2 separate regions of the Homo sapiens genome follow, and region 1 is linked to region 2. A link is an interaction called in ENCODE POLR2A ChIA-PET data of the cell type or tissue named here. Cell type or tissue: K562. All regions are shown on one strand. Links, peaks and the distances in the headings refer to the core of each region. The heading gives the core; the rest is flanking DNA.

The links. ChIA-PET counts read pairs that join two places held together with the same protein. Peaks named below come from ENCODE experiments on the same cell type or tissue, not always from the same donor. Only the 100,000 strongest peaks of a DNase experiment are listed, where the experiment ranks them.
Region 1: POLR2A ChIA-PET joins it to region 2 with 6 read pairs; 2 of 35 experiments call an interaction of 5 or more read pairs at or near these places.

Annotation. Positions count from the first base shown.
Region 1 is chr12:23,556,965-23,562,359 of GRCh38, reverse strand. All of the region lies in intron 11 of SOX5 (SRY-box transcription factor 5), which reads left to right. Among named protein-coding and RNA genes, the nearest start is that of SOX5, 390 kb to the left of the region's middle. In K562, for the core only: no CTCF peak of the experiment used is centred there; a DNase peak (open chromatin) is centred at 2,759.
Region 2 is chr12:23,656,258-23,661,652 of GRCh38, reverse strand. All of the region lies in intron 7 of SOX5 (SRY-box transcription factor 5), which reads left to right. Among named protein-coding and RNA genes, the nearest start is that of SOX5, 290 kb to the left of the region's middle. In K562, for the core only: no CTCF peak of the experiment used is centred there; no DNase peak of the experiment used is centred there.

The DNA of each region.
Region 1 (5,395 bases), core at 132-5,131, 99 kb after region 2:
TTTGATGTATAATCACTAAGAAGCTGGCAATCTGCATAGGGAAGGTGAAATGTATGGGTGATCCTGCCACAACTGCTCTTTCCCTGGTCCTAATATGATAAAAATTAAGGATGGAGAAACGATTTCAATTCTATCGTGTGTCCAGGGGAGAGAGCAAAGGATAGCTCAGTATACATCCCTTGCAGTGTTACAACATAAGACGTATGACATTGGTGTCCTGAGAAGGGCACATTTTTATAGCTAAGCACCAAAAGGAAGGGGGAAAGCAAAGTGACAGTTCTAAGAAGGAATGATAGCAAGCATAAAGGAATTTATATTCAAATATTTAAACATTCTTGAAAGGATGCTTGAACAGAAATTCCTTTTCTCTGCTCCCCACGTAGAAATGAGTTTAACACTCAGCCAGATGCTAATGCAAAGTGACTCAAGCTATTCCTCGCAAGCATAGCTAAATTGCCGTTATTTGTTAAGCGCATTGAATTCAGCTGTGGATACAGCAGTTGGTTGCATTCAGCAAGCATCTGTACCCTTTTTTTTTTTTTTTTTAATCCTCCAAAGCAGAGACAACTCTACCTATCTCCCCCTTCTCTTCCCCAGTGCTGGCTGGGAATTGTCAAGTGACAACCGACCAAATCCTTTTGGACAGGAAGCCTTCATCCTGAGTTCTATATACTTGCAAAGCAGGCCTTGTGGTTGGATCAGGGAGCCCATTAAAAGTACTTTGATGGTATGGAAATTCATCTTCATGAAGCTCCTAGGCCCCTAAGCAGCGTGCTGTTTAGCTGTGGTTACAGATCAGTCATTCACATCGGAGGGCAATAATTGCGCTGACGGCTTGTAAGGCAATGGAAGTACATAAAATAATCCTAGGCCTTCCACCATGGCACTGTGAGTTAATCTTCTCTAATACAGATCAGCTGTTGTTCTAACACATGACTTTATGCTGGCTTCAGTGACTCTGCACAGCCTTTTGATTAAGTAACAGGAGTGGAACCATCTGCATTCACTTTATTCCATACTTGTCCATTGTTAGGGGACCTTATTGCCACTTCTCGTTCCATCTCCACAGTCATACTTTATTTCTCTGATTAGCACCTCCTACTTGGGTTGCAGGAGTGAGAGTTGCCTCCGTTGATAGCTACTGCTTCAATTTTCCTTTCTCTTTTGTACAGTTATAACAACTTTAAAAAAATCCATTTTTGAAATAATACCTTCCAAAACCTGTTGGACAGTTAAGATGTCTCTGTTCTCAAGATGATCATCATTCCTGAATCTCTTCATCATGTACTTTCAATGCAGTTGAGTTACATCTTGAACTATGGTCTTATAATTTAGGAGTTTTTAAGTGAAAAACTTAAATTATGAAAATGAAGTAGTTTCATCATTGTAGTAGTATGGCAAACTCTTGTAATATAAAAGGAAACCTCAATCAACGGATCTGAATTATCTCATCCCTTATGTTACTCTGACACCTGAAAATGAAATTGAGATTATTGAAACTCTTTGAAGCAGGTATTACTCTAGTTTGTGGTTGACTTTTCCTGTTGAAATAACTTGGGTGTCATTTCTAGAATATTAATGATCAATCTATGTCTGTGTACATCATGAAAATGAGATAATAATGTCACACTTACATCTTTTAATTAGTAATTATTCAACATTAGCACATGCTATGTATTAGAGACGGTGGTAGGTACTGGAGGTATTGTATTAAACCAGAAAATATGAGCTCTGCCTTTATAGAACTTACAGTTTGGATCAAATTATTATCTGACTGCTACTCATTACATATTTATGTGTGTGAGCCCACCTATAGGAATTGAATAAAGACTCCATATTGCTTAGCATGTCAAATCAGTTACATCCTTGAGTTGACAAAGGTAGATATGTTTTCTCTCATATAAACCACATATCTATGCATATAGTGTTATTTTTCTAATACTTATCTTTTTATTAGAGTTTTATAATCACTCAATATTATCTATGGCCAATAAATATGTGGATTAGTAATTGGTTTGAAATTTTGCCATAGAGTTTAGTGAAAGACATAAAAAATATATGATAAATTCCTCTTACATTTTGCACTATTATCTTATATCACTTGAATCCCAAAAGAAGGGCATTTTTTTCTGTCTAAAGTAATACTCCCGGCCAGGCACGGTGACTCAAACGCCTGTAATCCCAGCACTTTGGGAGGCCGAGGCGGGGGGATCACGAGGTCAGGAGCTCGAGACCAGCCTGGCCAACGTGGTGAAACCTTGTCTCTACTAAAGATACAAAAAATTACCCGGGTGTGGTGGTGCACGCCTGTAATCCCAGCTACTCAGGAGGCTGAGGCAGGAGAATAGCTTGAACCTGGAGGCGGAGGTTGCAGTGAGCCGAGATCACGCCATTGTACTCCAGCCTGGGCGACAGGGCAAGACTCCATCTCAAATAATAATAATAATAACACTCCTAACTCCCCAAACCCAGAAAATATGTGTAAGGTAAGGAGTGAGAGAGATAAAGCAGAAAGAAAGAGGGAAAGGAACTGGGAGAAAGGAAAAAAAGAAAAGAAGTTCAGCCGGGTGCTTTACATCAACATAAAAGATATCATGACCTGAGCTCCAGATGATTGAAATCTTGTGGTGGAGATCTGTTTTCTTGGGTACACAGCCTTATACACATTAACTTTTCTTCATATCTCAAATAGCCAGCCACGTGGTTATCCCAGCTAGAAGGTCTTAATTCTGAAAAGCTGTAATTGGACAGTGAAAACAATTAGAGGTGTGAAGATAGGGACTGATGATTTCTCAGTGATATGTACCAAAACACATCATGAAAGTCATTTTTACCGAAACACATTTTAATGGAAGACTTCTAAGAGATTTTTTTTTAACTTCTTTACTTTTCCTGGAAGTGTTTCATCATACCCAAGAACTGTATGTGTCAGGTTTCTTGGAAACTCTGGGACACAGTGTTATTTATAATTGTCATCTCTGGTTAATTGTAGACTGATTGTATATTCAAATAATGTTATCTTTTGCCACACAGCTTTGTCACAGATTAGTGTTGTGGGTGAAAAAGTGAGCTTCTCAGGTATGAAGGAACAGAAAGAAGCCTCTCATATTTTGTTTTGTAAAAAACACACTTTGCTTCATTACCACCCAGATGGCACAACTTTGTTCATAGAGTCAAGTACAGATTCTTGAGCTTGTGTTTGAAAGTATCCATATTAATAAGAGATTATAAAAAGCTCAGTTTTTGTTGTCCTGATCCCACCAGACAGTCTTAATACAATAGAGGCCCAGTGCACTCAGCCGAAATGAGAAACAGACCAGAAGCTTTTCCGTTTGTGTCACTCACTCCATATATACTTAACCTGGGAAGACTGTGCCTTTACTGTCATAGCTGTTAGGAACGAGTTTCGCTACATGTATCAGGAAACCTGAATGTAGTAGCTTAGATAGTGATTCATGGCCGGGCACGGTGGCTCACACCTCTCATCCCAGCACTTTGGGAGGCTGAGGCAGGCGGATCACCTGAGGTCAGGAGTTTGAGACCAGCCTGACCAATACGGAGAAACCCCGTCTCTACTAAAAAATACAAAATTAGCCAGGTGTGGTGGCGCAAGCCTGTAATCCCAGCTACTCAAGAGGCTGAGGCAGGAGAATCACTTGAACCTGGGAGGCAGAGGTTGCGGTGAGCCAGGATCACGCCATTGCACTCCAGCCTGGGCGACAAAAGCGGAACTCCGTCTCAAAAAAATAAAAAAGTAGTGATTCATTTTTATCACATAATTGAAGCTCAGGACTAGGAGGTTGGTGGCATGAGTTCATCAACTTGATATCAGAGTTGAAATCTGTGATTCTCTTGTCTTTTCCCTTTGGGTCACAAAATGGTTGCTGCACCTACAGCTATCCCATCCCCACGAAGGCAGGCAGATTCAGGAAGGAGAAGTCATTTTCTCTTTGCTAACTTCAGTCTTCATTCATACGGGGGTATTTCATTCCTCTTCTCAAGCTGACTTCCACAAACATCTCATTGGCTAGAACTGGGTTATATGAACATCTTTAAGACCATTACTGGCCAAAGGAAAAGAGACTACTTTAAATTGATCATGAATTATTTTTTACCACTAAATTAGAGAGCTAATCCTGTCTTCTCTGAGATCAGGGGATATCTTCAGATCAAAGGTAATGTTAGCTGGGAAGGAAAGAAGGGCAATGGCTACTGGGTAGGAACAGGCGATTGTCAGCCACAGGCATATTACAAAAATGACATCAAAGCTCTCAAATATTTCCTTCATGAAACTGGTTTGTTTTGTTTGTCTTATAATTGTTACCATCTATCTATCTTTTGCCCTTCCACTCTTACATGTCCAGGGTCTTTTTTTTTTTTTTTTGAGGCGGAGTCTCGCTCTGTCACCCAGGCTGGAGTGCAATGGCGCGATCCTGGCTCACTGCAAGCTCCGCCTCCAGGGTTCAAGCGATTCCTCTGCCTCACCCTCGCTAGTAGCTGGGACTACAGGCGTGTGCCACAACGCCTGGCTAATTTTTTTGTATTTTCAGTAGAGGCAAGGTTTCACCATGGTCGCCAGGATGGTCTCAATCTCCTGACCTCATGATCCGCCCGCCTTGGCCTCCCAAAGCGCTGGGATGACAGGCATGAGCCAATGTGCCTGGCCCATGTCCAGGTTCTTATACCTTGTCTGGGGTTCACAAAGAATTGAATGACACAGAAGCATGTGCACAAGAAGACGTTGCTTGATAACAGGTTAAATCTATAAACGTATATTCACATACACACCGTATACATGTTAAGACCAACTTCTGTATTTCTTTTCTTATGTAAAACAGATGTCACTCACAAAAATAAGCATGCATATGTGTGCATATATCTCTTAAGGCAGAGAATTTATTCACTGAACATTAATTGCCTACAGTGTACCTGGAATATAAACATATAATGCATGCTATGAATTCATCTGTCATTATAAATCATAGCTGGAAAAATGTCTTCCTTTTTCTGCTGAGCTTTAGTGAAAATTCTTTGTAATTTTCTGTCAAATAAGATGGAAATTTGGTAAATAACATGTATATTTTAATTAAGAATTTACTCAATAATGACAGTAGTTTCATTTTTGACCCTTTCTGAGTCATATTCATAAGAAGCCTTACCACAGACTATATAGGCTGATTGTAAGTAAAGGTTAGTTTTGTTTGTCTGGCACTTGGAAACTCGTCCATTACAACCACCTCTTTCCTGCCATTGTCCAACCCTTTTCTTTCCCTTTAACAGAGTGCCAAACATGAAATGACAGTGACCAATGTTGACTTAATGTGGATGTTTAATAATAAAAAAAAGTGTGTCATTCCCAGCATTAGTTACAAATGGCAGTAAGTGTATCGGATGG
Region 2 (5,395 bases), core at 297-5,296:
ATATTTTTGAAATAAAATATAAATGCCTTTGACACCTGTAGAACAGTTTTATGTTTTTGGAAAGATACTGCTTTTGCTCATCCTAGAGCAAATCCTACTTTACACAAAATTGACTTTAAAGGAAGATAATTTTGAATGTTCATGTTGGTGTCAGCCTAAAATTTTATACTTGAGAGCGACATTTGAGAAAAGGTGGTTGATGGATATAAGGTTAGTCAAAAACACTTTGTCTCACTCACACTCCAGGCCTCTTCCTGCAGCACATGGCTTCTTTGCACCCCATGTTCAGGATCATTGCTATTTCTTTAGAGTACATATTTTAGAGGTAGAAATTAGAGATGATTGTTTTATTACTAGAGACTGCAGTCCTCTGCCCCTGTCTTTTCTGTATGGGTATAAAGTTCCCAGTAATATAATTGTAACCATTAGATGGTTTACAAATTGTAACAGGAAGATATTTTATGTGGAAATTTTAAAAATCCGCATGATTGGCAAAATCCGATAAAATAATCCATTTACTATATGCAGTATAAAACAAACAATTATAAAAGAGCTGGCTTGATCATAAAAGAGTGGCTCAAAGTATCAAACTGAATATGAAATATAGCTACAGATAGAGAATATTTACCAAGAACATTTTGACATGTGCCTAGTGCCATGGTTCTCAAACTGTGTGCCAAGGTTCCCAGGGTGGTGTAGCTAATTCATAGGGGCACAGGATATTTTAAAATTTTAGAGAAAATACAGAGGCATCTATTGGACACTATGTGAACTATCATAGATAAGTTCTTTGGACTTTACTAAATAAAATTGAGCAGTTGGATATTTCCTTTGTTTTTAAGAGTCCCATGAAACAATTATTGAACCATCAATGGTGCCTTAATCAAAGAAAGTTTGGAAACTTTTGTCCTAGAGTTGTTTTAAAAATTACTGTGATTTTTTTTTTTTAACCTGGAAGTTATTGTCTTTCACCTATTACACTGCCAACCACAGAACAGAATATTATAACAAAATTTATTTTCCACTTAACAGTGCTATGTATAGTATGATGAAGATAATCAATTACTTGTTTATACCAATTGATTCCTTTGTCAATATGATTTCAAGCATTCAATATTTGGTTTATTTGTTTTGATTTAATTAATGCAATCTCAAATAGGCAACTGCAAATAGAGAGGTACTTTGAAGGAGAGAGCCTGGACTTGGGATCAGATTTTACCTCATTCTGATGTTTCGATTGTCCTAATGTAAGTTATTAAGCTTCAGTTTCCTTATCTACACAATGGTGTAATAAGATCCATGATCCATTTTACGGAATTGTTACAAAGATCAAACGAGATTATCTAAGAATTGGTGCCTAATATTGTGCCTGTCTTATTATGTTATTTACAAGTGATAAAGACTGAGATAATGTAGTACGAGCAAAATACAGATCTTGTTTTGAAAGGAAAAAAGGATTTTAAAATCACACCTAGCATTTGATGACATTTCATCACTCACTCTCTTTGAGTTAGGATCAAACTCACTCTGCCATACATGAATGAGGCTTCCTCTGACTGAGGAAAACAACTGTTTACAGAAAAGCAGCAAAGTGCTGATGAAAACATTTGCTTGGTTTAATACAACCTTAGCCTTACCTGTTTTTATTATAATCACCAAGTTTTAAACTTTTTCTTTTCTTTTTTTCATTTTTTGGAGGCAGTCTCACTCTGTCACCCAGTGCAGTGGCATGATCTCGGCTCACTGCAACCTCCACCTCCCAGGTTCAAGAGATTCTCCTGCCTCAGCCTCCCAAGTAGCTGGGACTACAGGCATGCACCACCACGCCCAGCTAATTTTTGTATTTTTAGTAGGGATGGCATTTTGCCACGTTGCCTAGGCTGGTTTCAAACTCCTGCCCTCACGTGATCCACCCACCTCCCAAAGTGCTGGGATTACAGGTGTGAGCCACCGTGCCTGGCCAGTTTTAAACTTTTTCTGTTGTTGTTTTTTACTTGTCCTTTTATTAGAGCTCATGTTGAGAAACATCATATGAGTTTTAGAAAATGTAGTTAGTCACTGTTTTGGCTGTATAAAACTAGAAATATATTCACATCCTCATTCTGCATTTTAAAACATTGATTAACTTTTCAGATATGTGCTAAATAGCCATATAAAGTTACTGATTGAAATATTTAATTGCCTCATGAGATTAGCTTAAATAAATAGAAGTCGATGAGCCAAGCTTAATAAACTTAAAATATGCTGTATTTACTCTTCATCGGTTTTCTGAACAGTATTTCCGTTTCCAATAAAAAGGGAAACTCTCAGTTAATTAGTTCCTCATACACCGCAATAAAATTAATGTTTAGGAGTTAAATACCATAAACTTCCTCAGGCGTATTTGCTGATGTGTTCCTGTTTTTAGTTAATGTCACATGTTTCATTGTTTAATGGGAGTATCATGTGGGTTCCATTATATCTCTTATGCAAAGAGTTCACGTGTCTGGCATTTTAGGAGACTGCATACTAATTTCTGATTTAACGGTGTCAGCTATGTCAGCTGACATACAGGTTATTGGTGATGAGTGCTAAAACAATCAAAAATCACAAGCTAAAAACCATCAACATGGTACGCTTTTATCAAACTGACAAAATAGGAAATGTGTTGTCAGGATCCCATACTGTATGTTCTTTGTAAATAAGCAGAGAGAAAAGAGGATATAATCATGTCTTTAGGCTTCTGTTTTTTGTTTGTTTGTTTTTATTTTTTATTTTTTTGAGACGGAGTCTCGCTCTGTTGCCCAGGCTGGAGTGCAATGGCACGATCTCGGCTCACTGCAAGCTCCGCCTCCTGAGTTCAAGCGATTCTCCTGCCCCAGCCTCCTGAGTAGCTGGGATTACAGGCGTCTGCCACCATGCCTTGCTAATTTTTTTGTATTTTTAGCAGACATGGGGTTTCACCATGTTGGCCAGCCTGGTTTCGAACTCCTACCTCAAGTGATCCACCCATCTTGGCCTCCCAAAGTGTTAGGATTAAGGCATGAGCCACCATGCCCAGCTGGTTTCTGTATTTTTTGTGTTAGAATTATTGTGACCAGCTCTTCCCCTCTCCTCTGCCTTCCCAGAAGTTTATAAACCGATGACTTTGGGAGATCCTGATTTAGTTGTAAAGCTTTGTAAATGTTTATATTTGTAAAGAATTGAATTATTTTGGTACCTGAATGGCCAGTCATTTAAGTTCCCTTTTGAGGTAGTTACATTAGTGGTTTAAAAATATGAAATGATTGAAAAATAAAGAGAACTGGGTTCAAAAATGTATACAACATTCCATAATTATGTGGTGACAGTCATCTTCCACTTCTCATGAGAAAAGTGTTTCTAGGTCATTAAAATATATCTTTTGATTGAAAATGGAGTTGACATTATTGTCTTAAGATTATATTACTGAAAAAGGGATATGTCTTTGTTGTGGCAATCACAGTATTATAACTTGACATAAAAATAATAGCTTATACTGTACTTTATTATTTATTAAATATTGTCACATAATTGATTTTAATCATTATAACTGTGAGATGATAACTGATCTATATTAGTAACCAGCATTTAATCCAACTTCCACCCCAACATATGCACACTGCCACCACCAAAATACGTACACACAAGCAAACAAAAAAGCAAAGACTCTTTCTTTGATAAATTTCTCAGATTTTATTAGGCCATAACTAGCTTTTCTTTTAATCCATGTCATTTACTTTTTAACATTTAAGAACATCAGAATGTCATTCATTTTAAACCTAAAGCTCATTCAGCTTAGTATTCTCTTTTCAACATGAGTCTCCTCCTTCACAATGTATAAACATAAGATGGAAAGAGTGATTAATGGCACTCTGTGCTGTCAGCCAAAAGACTTCAAAATATGGAATTACCATATGAGTTTGTCATAGCTGAGCCTAACCCTTAGACTTCTAAGTTTTTATTTTTGTTGCCACGGCAAGAATGGAATTTCATCTCAGTAACAGACTAAGTTCATCAACCTGAAGTGTAAGCCCAGAAGAACAATATATTATTTTATCTGAATAAATGTAACAGTTCATGATACAATACAACGGAAATCTCCAGTAAGCATGTTCTAAGACTCCACTAGAAGGCAAACTTATGTCATAAGATTGATTGGAAAGTATGGAAGAAGAAAAATATTTAGTAAAACAAGCTAAGATAAAACATTTTGCTTCAAACTCTACAATAGATATATATTTTCCGTAAGGACTTAAAAAGTCCTGATTTTGAAATGTCATGTGGAATAGGATGCTGCATTAATTTGGATACAGGTTTAGCTGCTGTAAAAGGCCAAAATAGTACTAGCTTAAACATGATGAAAGAATATTTTTTACTTCCGTAATAATCTAAGCATCGCTTATATGGTAACTCCATGACATCCAGTCTCAGGCTTGCTCTCTTATTGATTTTACGGCTTTCCACAAATTGTAGCTTACATCTTATGGTCTTAGATACCTTATCCAGCTTCCATTTCCACATTCCAACAATGAAAAGAGAAAAGTCAGGCGAGAAAGAACTACAGCAACTTTTCAGACAGTACTATTTCCCTAATAATTGATTTTGGCTCTATTTTCAAAGAGTATACTCAAACATTTCTTAAACCTGTCTCTATAGTCAGCTCATAATACCCTTCATATTTTTTTTCTAATATATTAAAGGTGGCACTTTCTGACTGCAACAACCTCAAACAATGGAGAATTGTAGAAAACAAACTAAAAGTTATCTGCCTTCACTCACATACTCCTATAATCCCACTACCCAGGTGTAACTACCATTAATTTTATACATGTTTTTCCAGAGCTAGGTATACATGTAAATATGAATCCATTATATATATTTATATAAAAATATTTAGATATAGATGTGTAATATGTAGCAAAATAGCCTGTGTATTGTAATATGCATAATATGATACATATACTATGTATATTTACGATATGTACTGTATATCATATACCTGAGGATATATGCTACATAGATGACAAACTACTTACATGTATGAAAAATACATTATGGATATCTTCTTCCTCCATACTTTCAGATGTAAATTATTCTATATTTCCTTATGATGGATACATCGTATTTTATTTGGTTTCCCCACTAATGGACATTTAGGTATTTCTACTGCATTTACAGTTTCAAACCATGCTACAATGAATATTTTTGTATGCGCATATTGCCCCAAATGAATTTTTCATGTAACCAGTTCCATTTCTAGTATGTGATATTTTACTTTAGTTTCTTTCTGAACATTTTGCACCTGAGAGTTTGCATCTAAATTCTAATGCTCTCTGAGTTTGTTAATGGAGAATTTAAAACTTTCAAAATGGAGTGGCCCAAGTTATCTGTGAAT